2 separate regions of the Homo sapiens genome follow, and region 2 is linked to region 1. A link is a loop called in an ENCODE intact Hi-C map of the cell type or tissue named here. Cell type or tissue: heart right ventricle. All regions are shown on one strand.

Region 1 (8,000 bases):
TTTTAGTAGAGACGGAGTTTCACCATGTTGGTCAGTCTGGTCTTGAACTTCTGACCTCAAGGTGATCCACCCATCTTGGCCTCCCAAAGTGCCACTGCGCCCAGCCAAGGCTGTAGTTTTAAATATGGCAATCAAGGTAAACCCCATTAAGAAGGCATCTTTCCACTGTTTTCTGACTTGCACTGTTTCCACTGGGAATTTGGTGTCATTTCTTATCTTTGTTTCCCTATATGCAATATGTGTTTTCTCCTCTGGCTGCTTTTAGTATTTTGTTATCTTTGGCTTTCTGAACGTTGATTATTCTGTAACAGGCTTTGATGTAGTACCCTGCTTGAGATTAATTGAGCTTCCTGAATCTGTTGATTTCTGTATTTTATCAAATTTGTAACATTTTTGGCCACTTGTGTCTCATGTATATATTTTTTGTCCTCTCACCCCTATTCTAGAACTTCAAATACATACTGTTACATAACTTGGTACTGCTCCACAGGTCAATGAAATGTGTCCATTTTTGTCTTAGTTTCTCTTTGTGGTTTAGTTTTGATTGTCCTGTCTTCAACTTTTGCATTTTCTTTTATAGCATCTAAACTGCTATAAACAGATAATTTTTCATCTCAGAGTTTTATTTTTTATCTCTAGAAGAGTATGTGGTTCATTTTTATATTTTCTATTTCTTTGTTCATTATATTAACACTTAGTAAAGATCTCTAAAAAGTATTTTTTTATGATAGCTTTTTATAAGTCCTTATATGTTAATTCTACTCTCTGTTATTTCTGGATCTGTTTCTATTGACTATTTTTCCTCTTGGCTATCAGTCACATTTTTTTTGCTTCTTTTTTAATAACTATTTATTTTTTAACTGGATTCTGGGCTTTTGAATGTTGTCTGGATTTCTTTTATTTTCTGGTCTGCCTGCAAAACATTTTGCGGCAGTTAATTCATTGGCGGATCAGCTTGATCCATTCAAGACTTGTTTTCAAAGGTTTGTTGGGTAAGGTATACAGCCCCACTGCTAAGGCATAGCTTCTCTGAGGTCTAAGTGAATACCCTGGGTGTTCACAAAGTCTTTCCCCTCTGACTTGTCAGAATGTGAACGTCTCCCAGCTGTTTTAAACCTTTGGGAGTTGTCAGCTTACAGCCCCCTAGTAGTTCTTAGCTTGAATCATAAAGTCTCAGTCAGCGTACACACTGCTTAACAGTTAGCCGAAAACATGAGGGGATTCCAAGGCAGATACCTGAAACTCTTAGTGGGCAGTTCCCTCCTTTTGTTATTCTGCCCTGCAAATTCCAGTGGCTTCAGTCTCCCTGATTTCCAATCTTTGGATCATTAGCTCAGTGAGACTACGATACTCTGAGCTCCTCCTCCTTGTGCCAGAGGCCAAAAAATAACTCCAGGCAGAAAGCTGGGGCAACTGTAGGATTTACCTCTTTCCTGGATCAGTCTGGGGCAGCCTATTGATCAATATCTGAAAACAGCTGCTTTGTCTATTTTGCATAGTTTCCTAGCTGTGTACAGCAGGAGGACTAGTCCAGTACCAGTTATATCATCATGTCCAGAAGCAAAAATCTATCATTATGTCTTAAACAAGTCTCTTGCAAATGAACACAATTTGAACACATCTAGTCTTTAAAATCCAATCTAAAAATCTGTATTCCATATCCACTAATTTTTATTGCTGAGGTACTGGCTTCCACATTTTAAATTTTGAACCTTTTATTTATCTTGCTTTCCCCGGTGTCTTTCCTCTTTGTATTATATTTTTCCTTCTTTGATTTGGGAATTATACATTCTATTATCCTTAAGCTTTTAATATACATGGCTAACAAAACTGTTCAGAATTTTGGTTCCATCTTATTTTTAAACCATCCTATATTAAGATTATCCACAACTTCACAATTATAATCTTATTAATATAATTGAAAGCAACATCATTAATACTACTTCATACTTTTGTTCTCTTGTCCTTTAAATAAACACAGACTCTTTACAGCTTACATCAATCATAAATGATGGCTAATTCAGTTGTAGTGATTCAGTCATCAGAAAGATAGGGCAGTAACATTCACTGCAAGAACCACACCAAACCTTTGATGACAGCTGTCTCAAGCACATCTAATGAGTTTTTCTCAGCATTTCCAGCTGTGCTAAATAGCTGTAGCAGTTTATACTTAATCTGAAGCAGGCAGTCCCAAGGTACATTGCTGTTATAACGCCAATTAAGTCAGTCCTCTTCATTATAATTCTCTTCATCACAATCTGGAGTTGCTCCATAGCCACTAAAATTTGCTAAACTGAAAACAACGTTGCATTTTCAAATGCTCAAAGTCACAAGCCTCAAAATCATTTGTAAGTCACTGTTGCCCCAAAATGTACAGACTAAAAATATACCTTCTTCCACTTAAATTTAAACAACACACACTTAATGACAGCCCCACACCCAGACTATTTCAAGGCAATTTAAAAGATGAATTTTGTAAATCATTGGGAGGGGAAGACATAAATCCTGTTGATGTGGAGGGCATGTGACTGTGAACAGAATAAAGTTACTTTCCTAAAAGCCAGATTTAAAAAAAGAAAAGTAGAAAAGCAGGCAAGCCAAGAGCCCATTAGGCCTTCGTGGAACAGTTTGAATTCCGGTTCAACAATACTGTTTTTTTTTTTTTTTCTCTAAGTGATAATGATATCCCAGCTAGAATAATTGTGCTCTCCAGAAGCAATTAATCTGATTTGCAAGCACTGATTTTTTCTTTTGCAAAAACTAATAATATTAGCCTGACCAATTATGAAATAATTCCTAAATTTACAAATTCCTAAATTTGTGCTTTCATGGCTTCCTTCTATTTTAAATCTATATTATTTTAAACAAATTTTCCTTAAGTAAAAATGACTTAACTTCATAAAAATCTACCATTTATGTAAATAAAACATTAACAAAAACAAAATTAAAAGAATTACTATAAATGAAACATTTACATTGCTGATATTAAATCCATTACTTGCATTCCTAATCATAACAATAAACATCAAGGTTAAAACTCTTTACCATTTTTATTACTGTCAATTTTTAATATGTAGGTTACTCTGACAGTCTACTTCTGCAAAGTCACCTGTTGAATTATATTTAGAGTACTGATTAAATATAATTAGAAAATATTAAAAGAGAAGAAAGTACTAACATCTGTATTGATAAATATATTTGGAAAGAGGAAAAAATCTAGATGTAGAGAGAGTGTGGTATTCTACAGATGGGCTAAATAACATTTGGTCATTCACTGGTACTAAGCCTTTCATTTTCTATAAGCAGACAAAACCTGGGAGGTTATTAAAAAAACAGCCAAAAGCCACACCCCCATGCTTCTTCTCTGGTGGCTGGCAGAAAGACATGTCTCCTGAAGGTGGGAGGAGCACTCACCTCCAGGCTTCAGGGAGTAATTCACTCTTCCCCCTTGCCTTGGCTACTCTTTCTTGGCAAAGTTTCCTCGAATTTAACTTCTCTTTCCACCAGAGTGGAATCAAGGTCGTCAATGAAAGGGGGAAGTCACTCAGCTTGCTTTGGTTAAGGGTACTTGGTTATGCCATTCGTCATTGTAAAATGGATCTTCTGGGTGGTCCAGCCCAGTTCTCCAAAAGAGTCAACTACCACAGGCTCAAGGGCAAAAGCCTTTTCATAAAAGTGTATTCCTGTGCCCAGGTGGATGAGGTTGGACAAAGCTACTATCACCAGAAGTGGCTGATCTTAATAGGAAAATTTCGGTCAACTTCCTGTCCCCAGCCAAATTCTCACCTCCCATAACAAAGACACAATTTAACACGTGCCATCAACCACTGCAGTCCACTATTCAGGGCAGCCACAGCTGGGGTGTGTATTCCCCCAAGATTTATCAAGAGTCTACCAAGTGCTGGCTGCTGAATCAGGCTCAGGCACACACAGATCAATAGGCTAGAACCTTCAAGAACTCATGCTCAGGTGGGAGAGACAGATACACTAAAGGATACAGACACACACAGAAAAGGCCATGTTGTAGAACATTAATAGCAAGAAGTACAATGTATGATGTGAGTGCCAGAGAGGGGCATCTACAGGGTGGTGAGCTGGACGGAAAAATGAGTTCTGAGAAGGCTTTTGGGAAGTGATGACTCCTAAATGATGATTAAAGAAGTAGAATTCCCCTAGTTTCTTGAAATTGTCCATGCTTAAAACTCAAAGGCTACACTGGTTTATGTTATCTGGTACAGAGAGCTATGTTTAACATATATTCAAGTACGTACATTCATTCTCAAGTGTATATCTCACTGACAGACATCAGCATGTGTAGTGGGTGCTGTGCTGGGCTGCCCTCTAGGGCTGAAGCCCTCATCTCCCAGCTGATGGGTGTTGGGAGCAGACAGCTCTCAGACGAGAATCTCTCCAGGTCTCATCCTCAAGTTGAAGATGGCACCTCTCCCAAGGTCATGCATTCTTTTGGGTTCATCCACATATGACAACTGGTTAATGTAGGTTTATAAAGGCCTGGACCCCTCTCCCTCCTGTTAGGACAATGCTGAAGGGCTCACCTAGCTTGAGGGTTCCTGTAGGATTGTCTGACACCTCTGTGATGATTGCATCACAGCTGAAGTTCTCCCTCTGCTGCGATCGTTCGTCACACAGGCAGAGATTTTGAAAGCTCTCCCATCAAACTTCTAGCACACAAATTTCTATCTCAGAGTCTGCTTCCCAGGGAAACTGATCTGTGACAGCATGTAAGGCATCGCTAATATCCTGTAAATATGCAGTGTGTACAACACAGCCCACGGCCACTGTTCTTCCACTCAGTGTCCTCGCCAGGCCCAACAAACAGTTCACTTCTCTCCGCCTCAGGTCTGAATCAACTAGAAACAGAACAAGAGTCAACAGATGGAGAACCGAGATCTCAACTTTAGTGCTGAATAAGTACACACTTAAGAATGTGGCTTTGTGCTGTGAGTCAGCTAATCTGTGAACTCCCAACCTCTCTCATTTCTAGTCATTGAGAAACCAAGATTCAATGAAATTCCTTGGCAGGGAGGTCAGAAAAATGGGGAAAGAAGTGTTCCCCTTCCATCTTGGTGATTTCTTACCCTGGCATATTTTATGCTAGCCTGAGGAAACCTTTTTAAGTCTTGGCTTCTACTTTTGAAGACGAAACCCAGTAACAGCTATCATTCTAACTTACATTTATCAAAAGGTAGGACATAAGGTATGGGGGTATTGTATTTTATAGTTTCATTAAAGAAGCCACATTAATCCATTAACAATTCTACTGTGTATACTGTGGTTCTAGGCTACACTAAGGAAGTCCAAGAAAACTCTCACTAGACATAGTTCAAATTGTTAGAGTATATGTATAAAATACATATTTTATACTTAACTCTATTAGGTTCACATGTACTTGTCTGATAAACGTGTAATTCGGACAACTTAGCATATTCAGGAAAATAACTCCTATAAAAATCACAGAATTTAGAGGGACAAGTAGCAACTGGAGTCTTTTTAAGGGAATCTAGTCCCAAATAAATGTTTTTACAAAATGTCTTCAGTTAATGCCTCACCTAGGTGTGATGTGATTCACTCAGACCAGAGTCTTGATCAAACAATTCCACTTCACAAGGTCATCGGCTCTACCACTGGGTCATTTGAAGGCTTTACACACACACATACATATGTACACACACATATATATACACACATATACATACCATACATGTATGAGTCTTCAGGGTAAGTATGAAATAGATACTAACATCTCAATATGGAATTCTCTGGAAAATGGGTATATATTTTAAACAATAAACCTATATTATTAATATTAAACTGAATCTGGCTATTTTCAGTCTCAATACCATATAATGCAAAGAATACCTGAGCTTTCCAAATGACCAAAGTAAACAAGCCTTTCTTCATATTAAGAGACAATTAACAGAAAAGCATTTCATGTTTTAAACTCTCAATAATTTAACTATGTATGAAGTAATTTGTCCTTAAAAACAACAGAACACAAAACCTAATATTTATATATATACAGGATATGTGGACTTACATCAAACATATTTTCAAAGAAAAACTCAAAAGCTATTTTATGCTACAGCAACTACACTCCAGTCGTGTGGTGGTGTATTAATAAGGAAATTTTCATGGCCATGAAATTTCTTTAGTATAATTTTTTTCTCTTAGAACCTAACCAAAAAAAGGCAAAGAAAGTTTTTTCATTATTTGAATCTACATGCACTTTCAAACTGAGGAAGGTATTTTCTTTTATATGTTATAATAAAAGAATTAGTTGCACGTAAAAAAAGCATTCTAAAAAGCAGTGACACTTGAAATTGTCCTGGAAATGAACAAAAGGAGTGAAAATGGATTTTAATAGCTTTGAGAGTTAATCATGCTATTCTCAGAGCAGGAGACTTTATCAAATTTATTTTATATAAATCTTTTGAATTCCTTTCATAATAGTTGTGAATCATGGCAACATCCCTTTAATATTATTTTTCTAACACTTAGGAAAACTTTTAAAACTAACCACCTACAATGATGACTTTTCATATATGAAACTCATTTATGGATTTGTAATAAAAATAAGGGGCAATGCCAGTAACAGACATACAGGGGAGCCATAAGCACATGTGAGTATGCATTAATAATTTTAACAAATAAAGTTACCCAGCTTTCCCAGTACAGTGTGGTACAACAGCAATAGAAGAAAAAAAGAAATCAATCCAAATACTGTGTGTTGTGTTGCTCGGTATGCCAGAAACTGATAAAACAGAAAATTCTAAGAAAACAAAACACGTACAAAATAAAATAAATAATGTAGGACTTGACATGATATAGGCACTACTGTTTCTAAGTTAGCTGGTTGTCTGTTTGATAAATTTGGTTATTCAACAATCTACTGTTGGGGTTGGGTGTGGTGGCTCAAGCCTGTAATCCCAGCACTTTGGGAGGCCGAGGCAGCCGAATCATTTGAGGTGAGGAGTTCAGGACCAGCCTGGCCAACATGGTGAAACCCCGTCTCTACTAAAAATACAAAAATTAGCTGGGCTTGGTGGCGTACGCCTTTAATCCCAACTACTCGGGAGGCTGAGGGACGAGAATCGCTTGAACCCAGGAGATGGAGGTCGCAGGGAGCCAGGATCACACCACTGCACTCCAGCCTGGGCGACAGAGCGAGACTCCATCTCACAAAGAAAGTATCTACGGTTTGTCTTATTTTCTTCCTTGCTGAGAAAAACAAGTGTTCTGTAAGAAAAGCGATTGATCAACAAATCCAACATGTCTACTAAAAACAACTCTCTTCTGCAGGATTGTTTTATGTATGAAGAGCGGCACAGCCTTCTTGCTTTACTCACATCCACGTCTCTAGCTTGGCTTTCTGACTTTTCTGCCTTCCCAACCATGCTGCTGAGATTTTCCTGTGTGCTTATCAGCACGGTGAATATTATCACATAAGGCAGTGCTAATGAAACAGTGGTGGACACAAGGCAAGGGCTAAGTACTTGGGGAATAAATATGGACTGTGCCAACTGGGAAGAGGGCTACTGAGCAATTACTGGTCCAAGTCAAAAACAGCCAACCAGCAAGGGGCAGAGGAGGCAGGGACCCCCCACCAGGAACACCACTGGACTTTTCTGTGTCTGTTCTGGAAGGTGAGACCCTGCTGGTCTTCATGTGCATGAACTTCCACAGGGGACATGGGAAGAGTAAGGAAATTAACATTCACTGCATGCCTACTATAAGTCAAGCATCAGGCAACACACTTTATATGTTAATATATGTGTAATACATATGTTTTTAATTACTAGGGTTCACAGGTGAACATATAAAAATGGCTTATGGAGACACAACAGATACTAAGATTCAGGATTACTTTTGAAAAAAAAACTTTTCAAGAATTAGGTATAACAGAATTAGGTTCTCAATATAGGATTTAGGGAGATAATCACAAAGAAGCTGGGCATTTTTTCCTTAATCCTTTCTAAAGG
Region 2 (8,000 bases), 190 kb before region 1:
TGCATGGCATAACAGTGTTCCTTTTCCAAAGTAACCACTTCAGAGCTCAAAGCAATCGTTCTGAAGACAGGCAAAGAGATCCCCAGGGGCTGGAAAAGGGAGCTGTACAACACTTGGAATTCTCGGGCAAAGGTTATGCTGCGAACTTGATATGCAATATGAACAAATTGCATGAAGCAGATGACAAACAGTACAAAATTCCAGGAAAATATGTCAGCTGCACAGACATCTACCCAAGCCCAGACAGCAGAACAGAGAAAACCCAACCCCAGCAAACTGAAGACATAAAGGAGCCCGAAGAATCCACTGCCACCCATGAAACCTACTACAAATAAAATACTGGCAAGATGATAAATGGCTCCTTCGGCCTCTTGCTTCCAGGTTGTGCAGACTGGGTGTTCATCTATTAGGTTCTTCCATAAACTTGAATTTCTTTCCATGGCTGTATTACTGCCTGCTTCACTTTTCAGTTGACTTTAGATGACACTGAAACAGGTAACTAAGTCCTTTGGTTCTCCATCATGAGAGTTTTGTGCAGTCTTCACAAAACCAGAGAAAACGGACACTGGAGTTGATGCTGATTAAAGGCTTCGTGTGTACGGATCTTGAAAAACTAAGAATCCCATGCTCGCTTCTTTAAGTTCATCTGGGCTCCTGATTTGGATCCAGTCTGCAAATATTTTGGTATTTCCTATGCAAGAGAAAAAAAGATAAAGGATCTAATTAAACAAAAAGGAGAATTGTGGGGTATATTTAATGATCAGCAGCATTACTTAGCAAGCTGACCTCCCATTTTCTATGAAGTTAGAGTATTTTAAGCACAAATGCTGTTGGGTGTTAAATTTCTATGGTATAAAAAGTATATTTATTAAAATTAGCTACATATTTTTCAAGGTAGCTAAGTGCTCTATATTAATCTCGTCTCTATGGGAGTGATTCAGTGTACCTCACAATCACTCGGGACAGTGACTAAAAATGCGGGCCGGGCGAGGTGGCGTGTGCCTGGAATCCCAGCCCTTTGGGAGGCTGAGGTGGGTGGATCACTTGAGGCCAGAAGTTCGAGACCAGCCTGGCCAACATGGCGAAACCCTGTCTCTACTAAAAATAGAAAAATTACCCAGGCGTGGTGGCGTGCGCCTGGGATCCCAGCTACTCAGGATGCTGAGGCACAAGAATCACTTGAACTTGGGAGACAGGCTTCAGTGAGCCGAGATCATCTTACCACTGCACTTCAGCCTAGGCGAAAAGAGTAAGACTCTGTATTAATACATATATATATTTGCAGATTCATGGACTGCTTCCAGATACATGAACCAGAATCATTGCGGGTGGGGCCCAGATGTTTGTATTTTAAGCTCCCCATGTGATTCTGATGTGTTAATCCATGGTCCTCCATGGCCCACCCTTTGAGGGATACTGTCTGATAATAGATTATTCACTCTTTACACATTAATTTGAGGCTTAGAGAGGTCAGGTAATTTATCCCAGGCCACACAGTGGTCACTGGCAGAGCAGAACTTTGGCGCTCATGCCCATATGCTGGGTCCAATCGTGTGGCCTCTCAGGAAAGATTTTTAAATTTGGCATGATAAGGAACCCTACTATATCAATAAACATAAGAAACATAATTAGAAGTCACATTCTAAGAGCATTAATTGACTATGGAAATATTTAATAAATTAGATTGAAATTATTTGAGAAACAAATGTACTACTTTGTTGTATTAGTGGTTATTTCAGGTTAAAGCTTGCATCATATGATGAAATAAATATTAATATTCCTGTTACTTACATATTTATTTATCAGATGGTCAAAAATATTACCAACTCTGTTCCTCTGCACATACATTCTCTACCCTTTCAGCCATATGGTGGAAATGCTAATATGTAATCTGAGTCAGGAGAGCATTAGCCATGATGACAGAGCTACAGGATATATGTATCATTTGCCACCCAGTTTCCTAACAATAAATGATTTCAGTGTAAAGCATTCATGACATTGATTTTTTAAAACCATGGTAACATTCAAAAGCCTTGAACTTGTGTGCTATATTTAGTGTTTTATTTTTGAAATAGATTATTTCCAGCACACCTGTTAATAAACTATCAGATATCACAGATCTTGCCCCATAGGAGAAAAAATACAGAGGTGAAAATGACTTAGCTGGAGTAAAAAATGGAACAGTGTAATCACCAACAGAAGTAGAAATGGAAATAAAGGAGCTGTTGTTGAAGTTCCTGATTTTTCATCTTGGATAGTGATTCTTTTCTCAGTAAGTAATGACTTCAAGAACACTGCCAGGTGAATCATTTAAAAAAAAAGAAAAAAAAAGCTTAGACTTACAACTTATAGTCATATTGTTGTTTTTGCTTGTTTTCAAATACATTTCAAACATGCTGCATATCCCTAATTATTCTCCCCATCAATCAATCTACGAGATGATGGTGATGAAATTGAAGACAGGCCAGCATCCTGAACATGTTCAATTTCTCCTCTTTTAAACAAAGCACAAAATTTTATTCTACTGGGTATTACAACAAAGAAAAATTATTGTTCAAATACAATGAGTAGTGAGAACTGCAAAATACCAGGCTGCAAATGTCAGTCTCCCTGCTGTTTCAAAACTAGGGTATTTTAAATCAATCAATTCTTCAGGATACCAAACACACCCACGAAAGCCAGTTTAAAAAGATTTGCTAGTGGAGCTCTGAACTTTGGTTTGAACTTCCTTAAAAATTTATAATCCTCAGCGAAATGTTAAAATGATGCTAATAGAGAAAGGCCATGTAAAACGTTCGTGGCAATTCAGAAGGGAACTTCTGGGAATCCTGTCTCCTTAAAAATCTTGATTTGTAGGATATATTGGGGCTTCTGCATTCCAGGGTCATGACCCATTATGATTATAAGGGGAACTGTGCTTCCATCTTTACTAATCTACTTCGTTTCATTCAGCTGTTACCAAACCATCTTTTTATCCTTGATACTGTACTGCTCAATGCAGCGTGCTGACTTGCCCTGATTAAATTACTCCACACCCAGCCCTTCTTCACTTGTGTTTTTATTTGGTCACCAAAACAGATATGCTTTATTAGAAGTGGAAGAACTGACAGGGGCAGGTGATGAGCAGGAGTGTCCTTCTGACATGTGCCAGCAGCACTATATGAATGTCCAACATGATTCATCAACCAGCTGTCTGCCTTAAAGGCCTGTAAGCCTGAGGTCATGTTTTGCGTAAATAAATGCTGACATGCCAAAGTGGCACAATGGATTTCTTTCCTAAGCACTAGAGTTGATCTTCACTGCAAAGTAAGTTAGCACACTGAGCTACAAATGATGAAGACAAACTTAAGTGCAAATAAACACAGTTGTTCCAAGCTCATCTGGGTTTTTTTCTCTTTAAATTGTTAAGATTACGAGTTATAAAGGAATAGGAAATGTAAATGAAGATACAAGGATGCTCAATGAAATGCAAAGTAAACCTGCTGGCAAATTAGCTAGAAACTGCATTTATTGCAACAGAACTTCTGCATTTATTATCTCATTGCCACGAGGGAGGCAGAATCTAAATCATCATGTCCAGCTTACAAATGAGAAAAGAAGGGCACAGATTGGTTGAGTCTCTGGCTTCAGGTAAAACAGGTGGTGGCATGGAGCTCCAATTCCCGTCCGCCCCTCTTTAGACCCTCTCCAACATTCAGTGCCAGCTCTCAAGACTGTGAATCAAATATTAATGTTTTGGGGAACCCAAGTGGGATATTCTTCCAGGGCTGCTTTGCCAAGAAAATAAAAATCCTAACCATGGATATTTCAGACTTACCCTATAAGTTCTTGTACTGTTCAGTCTGTAACTCTTAGAATACTGCTGGAGACACAGAGAGCCGCTCATGAATAATTTGCTGTATTATTCAATATTGACTGGTTTCCTCTCCTAGACTGAAATTCTCAGGGGCAGCAGGGGCAAAGACAAATGCTTTTGTATTTCTGAGCCTTAGCACTCAATAAGTTTGGCTTAATACATTGGTACAGAAGTGCAAGCACTCTGCCTTCTCCCTTCTCACTCTCTATCCAATGTAACAGATATTGTAACATCTTCTGTCATCTATGGGCACAGAATTGGGGGGCTCCAAATGTCCAAGATGTTTAAGTGCAAAAACACAGAGGAGCTGGGGCATCACTTTTTCAAAATGCCTGGCACAACCCCAAATGCATAAGGGAATCCTTTTGTCTGTTCACAACCTTGAACTCCTTAAGAACAGTTTATTGCTTTGATTAAAAACAACAACTTGGGTAGTCAGTGGTATTGAGTGAGTTTTGGTTGCTAAGCAACCCACAAACTGAAAATTCCATCAATATTCTACTCATTAATTGGGATCAGCTCTCAACTTTGGCATGTGTTCCCTAAGCTAAATTATCATTTTCTTAGTTTTTTTGACTTGTCCTTGAGGTGGTACATTTACCCAGCAACTATGTGCCAGGCATATTTTTAAAATTATCTCATTTAACAACCCCAGGAGGAAAGTACTATTATCTCCATTTTACACATAAGAAAATTTAAATTCAGCAAAAAACTAAGTTGTTCAATGTCACATTGCTTATAATGGAACTAAGATTCCACCCAAGAGAAGGGTTCTAGTCTTAGCTGTATCCCTAGATAGCTATGTGATTTTCATCTCCTTAGACTGGTTTCCTCATTGGTAAAATGAAAGAATTGGACAACATCATAAGAGCTCTAAAATGACATGACTCTGTATGATGTGGAGTAGAAGATGATTCCAAACATGGGTCAAAATATAGAGCCGAGTGGCAGAACTGAATTAAGACTGCAGGTCTTAACACCAGGTGTTTGACTGGGGCCCAGCTCCAGAGACTGTTACTTAACTGGCCTGTTTTGTCGCCGGGGCACTGAATTTTTTTCACAAACTTCCCAGGGATTTTGATGTTCAACCAGGGTTAAGAAGTGTCGAACAAATCTAAGAGATAGGAAGGAGGTGACAGGTGGGGGTGGGGGAGGGAAAAGAGACACCAGAACATTCCACAGAATAAAGGATCTGGATTTTAATCCTTGTTTTTAAAGAGCCAGAAAGGTACATTTCCTCTTCATGTGTTCTCACTTCCATCCTTTACCTCGGTGAAAAGACGTTTTCCTTCCGTACACTCATCAGTCCAAGAGGGATGAAGCTTGTGGAAATTTTGCAGCAGCCTTCCCTGACCATGGTGGCCTGAAGTGCACCTTGTAAGCTGAGTTTTTAATGGCCTTTATTATCTGTCTACATAGCCTCCATCATAGATTGTGTCATACTGACCATTATGTATATTTTTCCTTTTTAAAGCATCACAATTTTTTAATTTTTTCAGTTGGGTTACATATTCAAGCATTTAAAAAAATGAACATAGATGGTTGTGTGTGTGTGTGTGTGTGTGTGTGTAGAATAACAGCTTTATTGATAGAGCATTGTGTGTGTGTATATATATATTTATATAAATATATTTGAAATTTTCCTCTGTCTAGCACAAAGTGGTCTTTAGTAAACATTCACTAATAAAGACAAGAGTGCACAGGTAGAAAAACAGTGTTTGAAATAAGCTTGGGATAAGGCTTAATAAATCAGAAAGCTCCTGAATCAACAGTTTAGATGTTGAATTAAAAAAAAAAGGGAAGCATGTATTAGACTATGAGGAAGAGGTGAAAGGATCTATTGAAACAGAGGAACGAAGAAGGGTTGAAGACATTTTGGGGTTATACAAGATCTTGAAGTTAGGGAAAAAGTCAGAGGAAAAAGGAACTCAGTTTTAGCCATGTTTAATCTGATGCTCTGAGTAGCAGAATTTACAGCAGAGGATAAGGGGTAGGATAAAGGGAGAGAGATTTAGCAGTTACTATCACACAGGTCAATGCTAAATAAAAACTAGGGTTGTTAAGATTATTGAAAAAGAGCATAGGGAGAAATGAAAGTGTTCACAATAGATTGTGAAGACTGTACAAAAGTAAAGAATAGGCTGGGCATGGTGGCTCACGCCTGTAATCCCACCACTTTGGGAGGCTGAGGAGGATGGATCACTTGAGGCCAGGAGTTCAAGACCAGCCTGGCCAACATGGTGAGACCCCGTCTCTACTAAAAATACAAAAATTAGCCAGATGTGATGGTGGGTGCCTATAATCCCAGCTACTCGGGAGGCTGAGGCAGGAGAATTGCTTGAACCTGGGAGGCAGAGGCTGCAATAAGCTGAGATCATGCCCCTGTACTCCAGCCTGGGCAACAGAGCGAGACTCAGCCTCAAAAAAAAAAAAAAAAAAGTAAAGAATATGTCATTAATGTTTATATTGATTACATATTGAAATGACAGTGTTTTAGAAATAGTGGGTTAAGTAAAACCTATTATTAAAGCTGCCTTCACTGGTTCTTACTTTAAAAAAATGTTGTTTATGTGGCTTGCATTATATTTCTATTGGACAGTGCTGGTCTAGAGTCTCTCAAGTAACAGAGAGAAGAAATGAAAAGACTTGGCATGATGCTATGCAAACATTGCATATGTATAATGCATAAGTGTATAAATGTGGAAGAATTATCCAAGATTCAGAACAGAGTGTTGATGGAAATGTAAATGGTATTGGTTACAACATTCATATGCTGCCATCAGTCAGATGTTACCCAAAGCATAGATGTCACCATCTGGTTTCTGCCTACAGGGGTGGCCAACCCCACTACAGCACTTGGCTCCTTTATCCTACCAAGGGAAGTATCACCTTTTTCCTTTTGCCTGAGGACAGTTCCCCTTTCCCAAACAATTATATTACATGGTTTAATTTTCTCATTTCATCTTCTGATATGGATTCCAGAGTATATTCACACCAGCCTTTGCTTTCACACAATACTTGGAGACTCTTCATGTACCACTAATCTCTTAGGCTGGAGCATGCTTTTGATCCCCCTTATCAATGAGATCTTGGAGTCTCCTTGAGACTTGAAGAAATCAGAGAACATGCCGACAGGCTACACCGGACTTTTTTCTGTTCTCATGTTTCAGCTAACATCACATTTATCTCTACCCATGATTGATCTCTCATTTTATCACATACAGTGGTAGGCAGAATTCTAAGATGCTCTCAACATTCCTGACCTCCTGGTATACATGCCCTGTATCATTCCCTCTCCTTCAGTGTGGGCAGAACCTGTGAATGGAATGGGATAGATGCTCCCTTGATTAGGTAACATTATATGGCAAATGGTGGTGGAATAGTCACTCTTATGATTATGTTAAGTTATACAGGACTCCATCATAGGACTGGAGAGAGATTGGATGTCAGAGTGATTGATGTGCTCCTACTGGAAGAAGGCAAACATCCATATGTGAACTGCCTGTGGGGTTTCCAAGGAAAGGAACGGCAGGCAGCCTCTATGAGCTTAAAGAAGATAACTGGGACTTTAGTCCTATAACCTCAAGGAACAGTATTCTGTGAACCATCTGAGAAGCTTGGAAGAGGACCCCAAACTCCAAATAAGAAGCTCAGTGTGTCTGACACCTTGACTGCAGGCTTGGGAGGTCCTGAGCAGAAGATCCAGTTCAACAGTGCCTGGACTCCTGATCCACAAAAACTGATAACAAATATTTATTGTTTTAAGATGCTAAGTTTGTAGTCATTTTTTATACAGCAACAGAAAACTAAACACACACATAAACAGTTATAAGTGCTCACTGTATATGAGGCTTTTCATTAATAATCTATATTTTATAATAGAATTAGAATATAGATCTGTGAAGCTGAAGACACTCAATCCTTGCTAGATTTAAATCAGGAAAATCAGCTGAGAATCATTCCTTGATAGAACCTGGAAAACAAGACCCTATGAGAGACCCTGGGAATTACATTAAATTCACTGTGGTTCCCAGTGTCACTGAAGAGGTTTTCCTTTCATAGTCAGGTAGTCACCATACTGTTAAGCATTTGAACACATGGGCAACTTCCAGAATAGTTATGACATTGATATACCAATCTCCAA

Evidence for each region. Hi-C counts contacts between places; a loop is a spot of excess contacts. Peaks named below come from ENCODE experiments on the same cell type or tissue, not always from the same donor. Only the 100,000 strongest peaks of a DNase experiment are listed, where the experiment ranks them.
Region 2: it touches region 1 in a loop (2.2-fold over the local background); 7 of 110 quality-filtered maps call a loop at or near these places.

The regions. Positions count from the first base shown.
Region 1 is chr6:105,355,262-105,363,261 of GRCh38, forward strand. All of the region lies in intron 6 of PREP (prolyl endopeptidase), which reads right to left. Among named protein-coding and RNA genes, the nearest start is that of PREP, 44 kb to the right of the region's middle. RefSeq lists an enhancer at 4,733-4,922. In heart right ventricle, a CTCF peak has its summit at 4,345 (motif pointing left); no DNase peak of the experiment used is centred here.
Region 2 is chr6:105,161,470-105,169,469 of GRCh38, forward strand. It overlaps POPDC3 (popeye domain cAMP effector 3), which reads right to left. Exons shown (of 4, transcript NM_022361.5): 2 at 1-691. The coding sequence starts at 440. POPDC1-AS1 (POPDC1 antisense RNA 1) reads left to right here. Exons shown (of 4, transcript NR_037157.1): 3 at 5,075-5,233; 4 at 7,262-8,000. Among named protein-coding and RNA genes, the nearest start is that of POPDC3, 15 kb to the right of the region's middle. In heart right ventricle, no CTCF peak of the experiment used is centred here; no DNase peak of the experiment used is centred here; H3K27ac peaks cover 1,663 bases.